Regions from separate parts of the Homo sapiens genome. Here all the other regions are linked to region 1. A link is a contact called in ENCODE Hi-C or POLR2A ChIA-PET data. All regions are on one chromosome and are shown on one strand. The core of a region is the stretch at or near the end of the contact, and the rest is flanking DNA. Distances in the headings are between cores, read along the strand shown. Region 1 holds the start of RAB10 (RAB10, member RAS oncogene family). Region 2 overlaps KIF3C (kinesin family member 3C). Region 3 has its middle 38 kb from the start of ASXL2.

Region 1 (2,757 bases), core at 170-2,669:
GTAATTCTGAAACATGGTGAAAGTGCATTATAAGTCCATAGGGCTATGACTGGCAAAATACTTTCCTGTAAATACTAGAGTCAAATAAAATAGAAGAGAGAGCTTGACTTCACTCCGTTGGGTTTGAGGACAGAAACTGATCATCTCCCTCAGATTACTGCTTCTGTTGATGTCTCGAAAAGCACTGAGGCAAATATGCCAGAGTCCCACCCCAAGCGCGAAGAGCCTCCGATTGTTTGACACATCAATGGATTAGTGAATGAGGGCAACTCACTCTTCCCTTCTAATTTACCTTAATTATTCTTCTCAGAAACCCTCAAGTTTACTCTAAGTTATCACCATATGGAATCTTTTCTTTGCCCCAAAGTATAAATTCAGGCCTTTCCCAAATAGCTAGTACTGCTTCAATCGCAACCACTGAAATAAATACCTTAAAAATATCACACATCTACTAATTCCACGCAAATGTGGAAAAAGCCAGTCCAGTCGCCTGAAGAAATAAGGTTCTGGAACATGGTTAAATGATGCATATTTTGTAACAGAAGGCACTGAGCATAGTGGGAGACTCGAAAGCAAAAGACCGGATGGAAATCATGGGAAGACCCCGCCCCAGTAAGCTCGATGCCGATTCAAACAGTAACTTGGATGTGTCGTTTGGAATCGGAATCACTGAAACAAAGGCGTATATTACGGGAAGCAAGATGTCTGGAGTAAAATAAACGGTATGCAGCTACCGAGACCGTACACCGTCCTCCCACAGGTCTTACCTATGGTGGAAATAAAGGTAGTATTGAAGGCATCATCCGAAAAACGAAAAAGGACGCAGGTCTTCCCCACTCCGGAATCCCCGATCAGGAGCAGCTTGAAAAGCAGGTCGTACGTCTTCTTCGCCATTGGGAGGAGCGGCTCGGGCTCTCGCCGCCGGCGGCCCCAAGGGATCGGTCCCTCTCACTACGGCCAACTCCTCACTCGGGCGTTCTCAGGCCGGAGGACCGGGGAAGCGTGGGAAAAAGGCTCGAGACGGCGCGGGCGACCTACGAACAGCTTTGAGGAAGCCCCGACAGTGGCGGCGTCCAGTGCCTCCGAGGGCGGCGACCGCGGCTCCGCAGCCTCTCCCAGCCCGTCCGCCCGGTTCCGGGGAGTCGGTCGGGACAAAATGGCCTCCCCTCCCCCCTCAGGGCTTCTCGGCCGGGACGCTCCCACGGGCGAGCAAGCCTGCTCTGCCGTCGAGGAGGCGCAGCGGGCGTGAGGACAGTCTCTCTCCCGAGCGGAAACTCCCTGCTAGCACGCGGCGAGGGCAGCGAAGAAGGACCCCTAAGTCGACGAGCTCAGTTACATAGCCCCAGGAAACCGAGCCACCCCGGCCAGAGCCACCTTTTCCCCGTGCCCTCTCACGCCGGCGTGCGCGCTGCCTGAGACGCACGCAAGGGCGTACGCCCGCCCTTCCCTCACGCCCTAGCCTTGCGGTCCGCCTCTGCGCACGCGCACAAGAGGGCATGGGGGCGCGCCGAAGTGGCGAGTGGAATGCTCCTGTCTCCAAGCCTCAGTCTGAGGCTGGACCCAGAGGGGAGAAGGGAGGGGCGAGAAAGGGCGAGGCCGCGGGCGCGCTCCCTGTGGCCGCCTGATAGGGTGCGCGGCGTTACGAGCACGCCCCGGGGGAGACGCTACCTAGCGACTGCGCAGGCGCAGCGCCCCCCCTCCGACCCCCGCCTCCCGCCTCCCGCTCCCCGCTCCCCGGGACACCCTTACAGAGCCCAGCACCTCCTTCCCCTCCCGGGGTCTCCCGCTGGACTGCGCTGCGGTTTCTCTGCACAGCGCTTGTCGGGTGTGTTGAGCTGGAGGTCTTGGCGCAGCGACGGGCTTGGGTGGCCATGTGTTCCCGTGTAGGTGGAGCTCGTAAACGCGAGAAAAAGCCGCGCCCTGGGTCATTTAATAGCCTCTTTGCTAGAACGAGACGCCTCCCGGCGTGCCCCCTCTCCAGGGCCAGCCCTGACGGGGAAACATGAGCGCTCCATCCGGATTGACTTCAAGAGCAAGAGTTTGAGATGGAAAAGCTGGCCACGCCGCTCGGGTTGGGATGAGGTAATCCTCACAACCTCTTCCTGGGCGAGGAGAGGAAGGTTGAGGAACACCTGGGCGCAGGAAGAACCTCCCTGCGAAGTGGAGGGTTCTGTGCGGTGCTCAGAGAACCTGCTTCAGGCCTTTGCCGTCCTTCAGGAATCCGGGAGAACCCGAGAGCGCTCTGCAGAGGAGGTGGGGCCTCTGCCTGCCGCCAGCGTCGTACCACTGGGTTGAAAATTGAAAGGTGGTCAAGCCTACTCCCAGTCCGACACAGCCTGCTTCCTCGCATTTTCTTTTTCTTTTTTTCTTTTCTTTCTTTTTTTTTTTTTTTTTTTTGAGATGGAGTTTCGCTCGTTTCCTCGCATTTTCTTTTTCTTTTTTTCTTTTCTTTCTTTTTTTTTTTTTTTTTGAGATGGAGTTTCGCTCTTGTTGCCCAGGCTAGAGTGCAATGGCACAATCTCTGCTCACTGCAACCTCCACCACCTGGGTTCAAGTGATTCTCCTGCCTCGGCCTCCCAAGTAGCTGGGATTACAGGCATGTGCTACCACGCCCGGCTAATTTTTTGTATTTAGTAGAGACGGGGTTTCACCCTGTTAGTCAGGCTGGTGTCGAACACCTGACAGGTGACCCGCCCGCCCCGGCCTCCCAAAGTGCTGGGATTACAGGCGTTAGCCCCCGCGCCCGGGCCCTCGCAT
Region 2 (2,874 bases), core at 1-2,500, 83 kb after region 1:
TGCTATCAAATAAAAGTATTTATTCATTTTTCTAATTTTGTGTACCTGTTAGAAGCAGTGATTTTTCAAGCTGCAGTATTTCTGTAGGGATCCTTTCCCCTTAACTTCTTGATTTTCCCCACCTCCACATTGCCTCTGCCTCTTTTTTTAAAATAAATAAATAATTAATTAACTTATTTTTTTTTGAGACGGAGTCTCACTCTGTCGCCCAGGCTGGAGTGCAGTGGTGTGATCTAAGCTTACTGCAAGCTCTGCCTCCCAGGTTCATGCCATTCTCCTGCCTCAGCCTCCTGAGTAGCTTGGGACTACAGGCACCCACCACCACGCCCAGCTAATTTTTTTTTGTATTTTTAGTAGAGACGGAAATGGTGTTTCACTGTGTTAGCCAGGATGGTCTTGATCTCCTGACCTCGTGATCCGCCCGCCTTGGTCTCCCAAAGTGCTGGGATTACAGGCGTGAGCCACCGTGCCCAGCCCCCTCTGCCTCTTGGCTTGTTGCTTCTAATCCTTCAACCCTCACATGCACCACGTGGTCTCTCGCTCACCCATTTTCCCATCACTCCTTCATTCCTGCTCCCAGGTACCTAATCATCGAGAACTTCATCCCGCCGGAGGAGAAGAACAAGATCATGAACCGGCTTTTCCTGGACTGTGAGGAGGAGCAGTGGAAGTTCCAGCCACTGGTGCCAGCCGGCGTGTGAGTCTCTAACCCAGCTGTCTGGGCTGGGGGACTTGTGGGTCCACTCCAGGTCGGGGCTGGTGAGGGGCCTGAGGCCTTGCCTGCAGGGAGACAGATGTTTTGTGGATTGGGGAAAAGATGGGGAGGATGCCGATGGGGGATGAATTTCTCAGGATCTAATTGTAGGGGTCTCTATGATGGAAGGGTGTTCTGGGAAAAAAAGTGTCTCATTGGCCTGGGATGCAGAAAATACCTTGTGAGGGATCTCGGGAGGGAGGAAGAGCATCTCAGCCTCTTGACAATCCTAGCGAATGCTAACATCTGGCCAGGTCTGGTGAATATTCATTTGTCAGATGCCCGAAATAGCAACCACAGTTAATATTTGCCAAGCGCTACTGTGTGCCGGATGCTGTGCAAGACTCAGGAGACAGAAGATAAATTAGACATGGTCCGAGCTCACAGTCCAGTGGGAAATAAGTAATCAGATCATGATGTGATAGAGCTGTGATCCAATCTCAGTGCGCTCGCTCATCCGGGTGATTTCAGCATTTCCACCTGTTTCCATGTCCTAGTCCTTGGGTGCAGCTGCGGCCATTGGCTGGGTGTGTGGCTCCCTCTGCTGGTGGCCATGAAGAACATCCCAACAGAGTGAGGCCTTGCCCGGCTGAACCATGGGCCCTTAATTGCAAATATATAGAGAGAGGTGCTTAGGAGGCTGGACACCAATGCACCTTCCTGGAGATTATTTGCTCTCTCTAGAATATTAATGTTAAAATAGGGCAAGAGTCTCCCTAAATCTGGGATGGGAAGCTAGCAAGAGGTCTACAGCTTCTCACTGAAGCATCAGATGCCTACTTGGTTATTTTTTTTTTCCTTTCTTCCTTTTCTTTTCTTCTTCTTTTTTTTTTTTTTAACAACTATAGCTTAGATGCCTATTTGATCTTTCTTAAAGGCTGATTTTACTTAAGGTGATACCACATAAGTTTGTAAGTGGCAAGCACGTGAATAGAGGACTTTTCAATGGTATTACTTTGCACCTACAATCCACCTTTCCAATCTAGGTAGAGATTCTCAATAGTACATCAGCTGTCATAGAGGTTTTCCACCCTGGCTGGAGCTAGAATACCTGCAGAGAGTCTGATTTAAAGGGTCCCAGGTCTTAGGTTTTGTGATTCTGCATTTGAAGCCAGGCTAGAAAACCACTGCTCCAATGACATTTGCTGGAGTTGGATGCTGGCGAGGCTTCACTCTGAAGGGTTATCTTATGCTTAGAAAAGTTCTTTCTAGCTGGGCGTGGTGGCTCAAGTCTGTAATCTCAGCACTTTGGGAGGCTGAGGCAGGTGGATGGCCTGAGGTCAGGAATTTGAGACCAGCCTGACCAACATAGTGAAACCCCATCTCTACTAAAAATACAAAAAAAAATTAGCTGGGCGTGGTGGCAGGCGCCTGTAATCCTAGCTACTAGGGAGGCTGAGGCAGGAGAATCTCTTGAACTCGGGAGGTGGAGGTTGCAGTGAGCCAAGATCACTCCATTGCGCTCCAGCCTGGGCAACAAGAGCAAGACTCCGTCTCAAAAAAAAAAAAGAAAAGAAAAGAAAAGGTCTTTCTGCTGGGCATGGTGGCTCATGCCTGTAATCCTGTAATCCCAGCATTTTGGGAGGCCGAGGCGGGTGGATCACTTGGCGTCAGGAGTTTGAGACCAGCCTGGCCAACGTGGTGAAACCCCGTCTCTACTAAAAATACAAAAAATTAGCCGGGTGTGGTGGCATGCACCTGCAGTCTCAGCTCCTGGGGAAGCTGAGGCAAGAGAATCACTTGAACCCAGGAGGCAGAGGTTGCAGTGAAACTTGCTCTTTCGCCCAGGCTGGAGTGCAGTGGTGTGATCTTGGCTCACTGCAACCTCCGCTTCCTGGGTTCAAACGATTCTCGAGCCTCAGCCTCCCCAGTAGCTGGGATTGCAGGTGCATGCTACCACGCCTGGCTAATTTTTTGTATTTTTAGTAGAGACGGGGTTTCACCATGTTGGCCAGGCTGGTCTTGAACTCCTGAGCTCAAGTGATCCACCTGCCTCAGCCTCCCAAAATGCTGGAATTATAGGCATGAGCCACTGCACCAGTCCTTAGAAAAGTTCTTGAGTTTAAAGTTTGCAGGTGAAGGAATTTCTTTACATTGGATGTAGTAGTGCCACCAATGTG
Region 3 (2,751 bases), core at 50-2,549, 120 kb after region 1:
CTCTTTGCAAAGTCCAAGCGTCTCAGCCAGGAGCAGAGCCAAGGTTTGTGGGACTTGGGGGAAGGGGTAGCAGGGAGGGACTCTCATTAAGCTAAAGGATAAAAATTATGAAACAAAATTAGGCATATAACTGAGAAAAGACATGTTTTGAGAAAAAAAATGTAAGAAATATGCAGGCTGGGCATAGTGGCTCACATCTGTAATCTCAGCACTTTGGGAGGCTGAGGCGGGTAGATCACTTGAGACCAGGAGTTTGAGACCAGCCTGGCCAACATGATGAAACATGGTGTGGCGGCACATTCCTGTGGTCCCAGCTACTCAGGAGGCTGACGTGAGAAGATCACTTAAGACCAGAAGTTCGAGGCATCAGTGAGCTAGGATCAAACCACTGCACTCCAGCCTGGGCAACAGAGCGAGAATCTGGTTGTTTTTGTTGTTGTTTTTGTTTTTGTGATGGAGTCTCGCTCTGTTGCCCAAGCTGGAATGCAGTGGCATGATCTCGGTTCACTGCAACCTCCACTTCCCAGGTTCAAGCAATTGTCCTGCCTCAGCCTCCCAAGTAGCTGGGATCACAGGTGCCCGCCACCACGCCCAGCTAATTTTTTGTATTTTTAGTAGAGATGGGGTTTCTCCATGTCGGCCAGACTGGTCTCGCACTCCTGACCTCAGGTGATCCACCCGCCTCAGCCTCCCAAAGTGCTGAGATTACAGGCATGAGCCACTGCACCTGGCCGAGAACCTGTCTCTTAAAAAAAAAAATATATATATATACATATGTGTGTGTGTATATATATATGTGTGTATATATGTGTATATATATGTGTATATATATATATGTGTATATATGTGTGTGTTTGTATATATATATATATATTTTTTTTTATGTATATATAGAGAGAGGGGGGCATAGGCCAGACATGGTGGCTTATGCCTGTAATCCCAGTACTTCCAGAGGATGAGGTGGGCAAATTGCTTGAGCTCAGGAGTTGGAAACTAGCCTGGGCAAGATGGCAATACCCAGTCTCCACAAAAAATACAAAAATTAGCCAGGTGTGGTCGTGTGTCCGGAATTGGTGGGTTCTTGGTCTCACTGACTTCAAGAATGAAGCCGTGGACCCTCGCGGTGAGTGTTACAGTTCTTAAAGGCGGCGTGTTCGCAGTTTGTTCCTTCTGATGTTCGGATGTGTTCGGAGTTTCTTCCTTCTGGTGGGTTTGTGGTTTCGCTGGCTCAGGAGTGAAGCTGCAGACTTTCGCAGTGAGTGTTACAGCACTTAAAGCCGCGCGTCTGGAGTTGTTCGTTCCTCCGGATGGGTTCGTGGTCTCCCTGGCTTCAGGGGTGAAGCTGCAGACTTTCGCGGTGAGTGTTACAGCTCATAAAGGCAGTGTGGACCCAAAGAGTGAGCAGCAGCAAGATTTATTGCAAAGAGAGAAAGAACAAAGCTTCCACAGCATGGAAGGGGGCCCAAGCACTTGCCACTGCTGGCTTGGGCAGCCTGCTTTTATTCTCTTATCTGGCCCCACCACATCCTGCTGATTGGTAGAGCCAAGTAGTCTGTTTTGACAGGGCGCTGATTGGTGCGTTTACAATCCCTGAGCTAGACACAAAAGTTCTCCATGTCCCCACCAGATTAGCTAGATACAGAGTGTGGACACAAAGGTTCTCCAAGTCCCCACCAGAGTAGCTAGATACAGAGTGTGGATTGGTGCATTCACAAACCCTGAGCTAGACACAGGGTGCTGATTGGTGTGTTTACAAACCTTGAGCTAGATACAGAGTGCCGATTGGTGTATTTACAATCCCTGAGCTAGATTTATGTCTACATAAAGGTTCTCCAAGTCCCCACCAGAGTAACTAGATACAGTGTGGATTGGTGCATTCACAAACTCTGAGCTAGACACAGGGTGCTGATTGGTGTGTTTACAAACCTTGAGCTAGATACAGAGTGCCGACTGGTGTATTTACAATCCCTTAGCTAGACATAAAAGTTCTCCACGTCCCCACCAGACCCAGGAGCCCAGCTGGCTTCACCCAGTGGATCCCCCACGGGGGCTGCAGGTGGAGCTGCCTGCCAGTCCCGCGCCGTGTGCCTGCACTCCTCAGCCCTTGGATGGTCGATGGGACTGGGCGCCGTGGAGCAGGAGGCGGCGCTCATCGGGGAGGCTCGGGCCGCACAGGAGCCCACGGAGTGGCGGGGAGGCTCAGGCATGGTGGGCTGCAGGTCCCGAGCCCTGCCCGGCGGGAAGGCAGCTAAGGCCCGGTGAGAAATTGAGCACAGCAGCTGCTGGCCCAGGTGCTAAGCCTCTCATTGCTCGGGCCGGCAGGGCCAGCCGGCCGGCTGCTCTGAGTGCAGGGTCCGCCGGGGCCACGCCCACCCGGAACTCGCGCTGGCCCGCAAGCACCGCGTACAGCCCCGGTTCCCGCCCGCGCCTCTCCCTCCACACCTCCCCGCAAGCTGAGGGTGCTGGCTCCGGCTTTGGCCAGCCCAGAAAGGGGCTCCCACAGTGCAGTGGCGGGCTGAAGGGCTCCTCAAGTGCCGCCAAAGTGGGAGCCCAGGCAGAGGAGGCGCCGAGAGCGAGCGAGGGCTGCGAGGACTGCCAGCACGCTGTCACCTCTCAGTAGCACCCATCTGTGGTCCCAGCTAATTGGGAGGCTGAGGTGGGAGGATCATTTGAGCCTGGGAGGTCGGGCTACAGTGAATCATGATTGTGCCACTGCACTCTAGCCTGGGAAACAGCTAGACCCTGTCTCAA

Evidence for each region. A loop is a pair of places that touch in the nucleus more often than their neighbours do. ChIA-PET counts read pairs that join two places held with the same protein, here RNA polymerase II (POLR2A). Pooled maps may share reads with other maps.
Region 2: a map of dorsolateral prefrontal cortex shows a loop between it and region 1 (2.2-fold over the local background). The contact joins the enhancer-like site here to the promoter of RAB10 in region 1. A Hi-C loop is called at or near these places in 5 of 168 maps with a recorded cell type or tissue (PC-9, dorsolateral prefrontal cortex, mammary epithelial cell and 2 more) and 14 of 50 pooled maps. POLR2A ChIA-PET finds 5 or more read pairs at or near these places in 8 of 52 experiments (A549, Caco-2, GM10248 and 4 more).
Region 3: a loop to region 1 is called in a pooled map, with 2.3 times the contacts of the local background. The contact joins the enhancer-like site here to the promoter of RAB10 in region 1. A Hi-C loop is called at or near these places in 1 of 50 pooled maps. POLR2A ChIA-PET finds 5 or more read pairs at or near these places in 2 of 52 experiments (WTC11 and activated CD4-positive, alpha-beta T cell).

What each region holds. Positions count from the first base shown.
Region 1 is chr2:26,032,746-26,035,502 of GRCh38, reverse strand. RAB10 (RAB10, member RAS oncogene family) reads right to left here and starts at 1,419. Exons shown (of 6, transcript NM_016131.5): 1 at 768-1,419. The coding sequence starts at 894. It overlaps LOC124907743 (a long non-coding RNA gene), which reads left to right and starts at 1,754. Exons shown (of 2, transcript XR_007086249.1): 1 at 1,754-1,825. RefSeq lists an enhancer at 1,164-1,213 and a silencer at 1,524-1,753.
Region 2 is chr2:25,949,612-25,952,485 of GRCh38, reverse strand. KIF3C (kinesin family member 3C) reads left to right here. Exons shown (of 8, transcript NM_002254.8): 5 at 581-697. Among named protein-coding and RNA genes, the nearest start is that of KIF3C, 31 kb to the left of the region's middle. Within about 2 kb of position 1,250, at least 4 of the 41 ENCODE cell types and tissues checked have a DNase peak (open chromatin) inside an H3K27ac peak, as active enhancers do; they include dorsolateral prefrontal cortex, where a contact is called at or near this core.
Region 3 is chr2:25,915,184-25,917,934 of GRCh38, reverse strand. No RefSeq gene overlaps it. Among named protein-coding and RNA genes, the nearest start is that of ASXL2, 38 kb to the right of the region's middle. Within about 2 kb of position 1,299, at least 2 of the 41 ENCODE cell types and tissues checked have a DNase peak (open chromatin) inside an H3K27ac peak, as active enhancers do.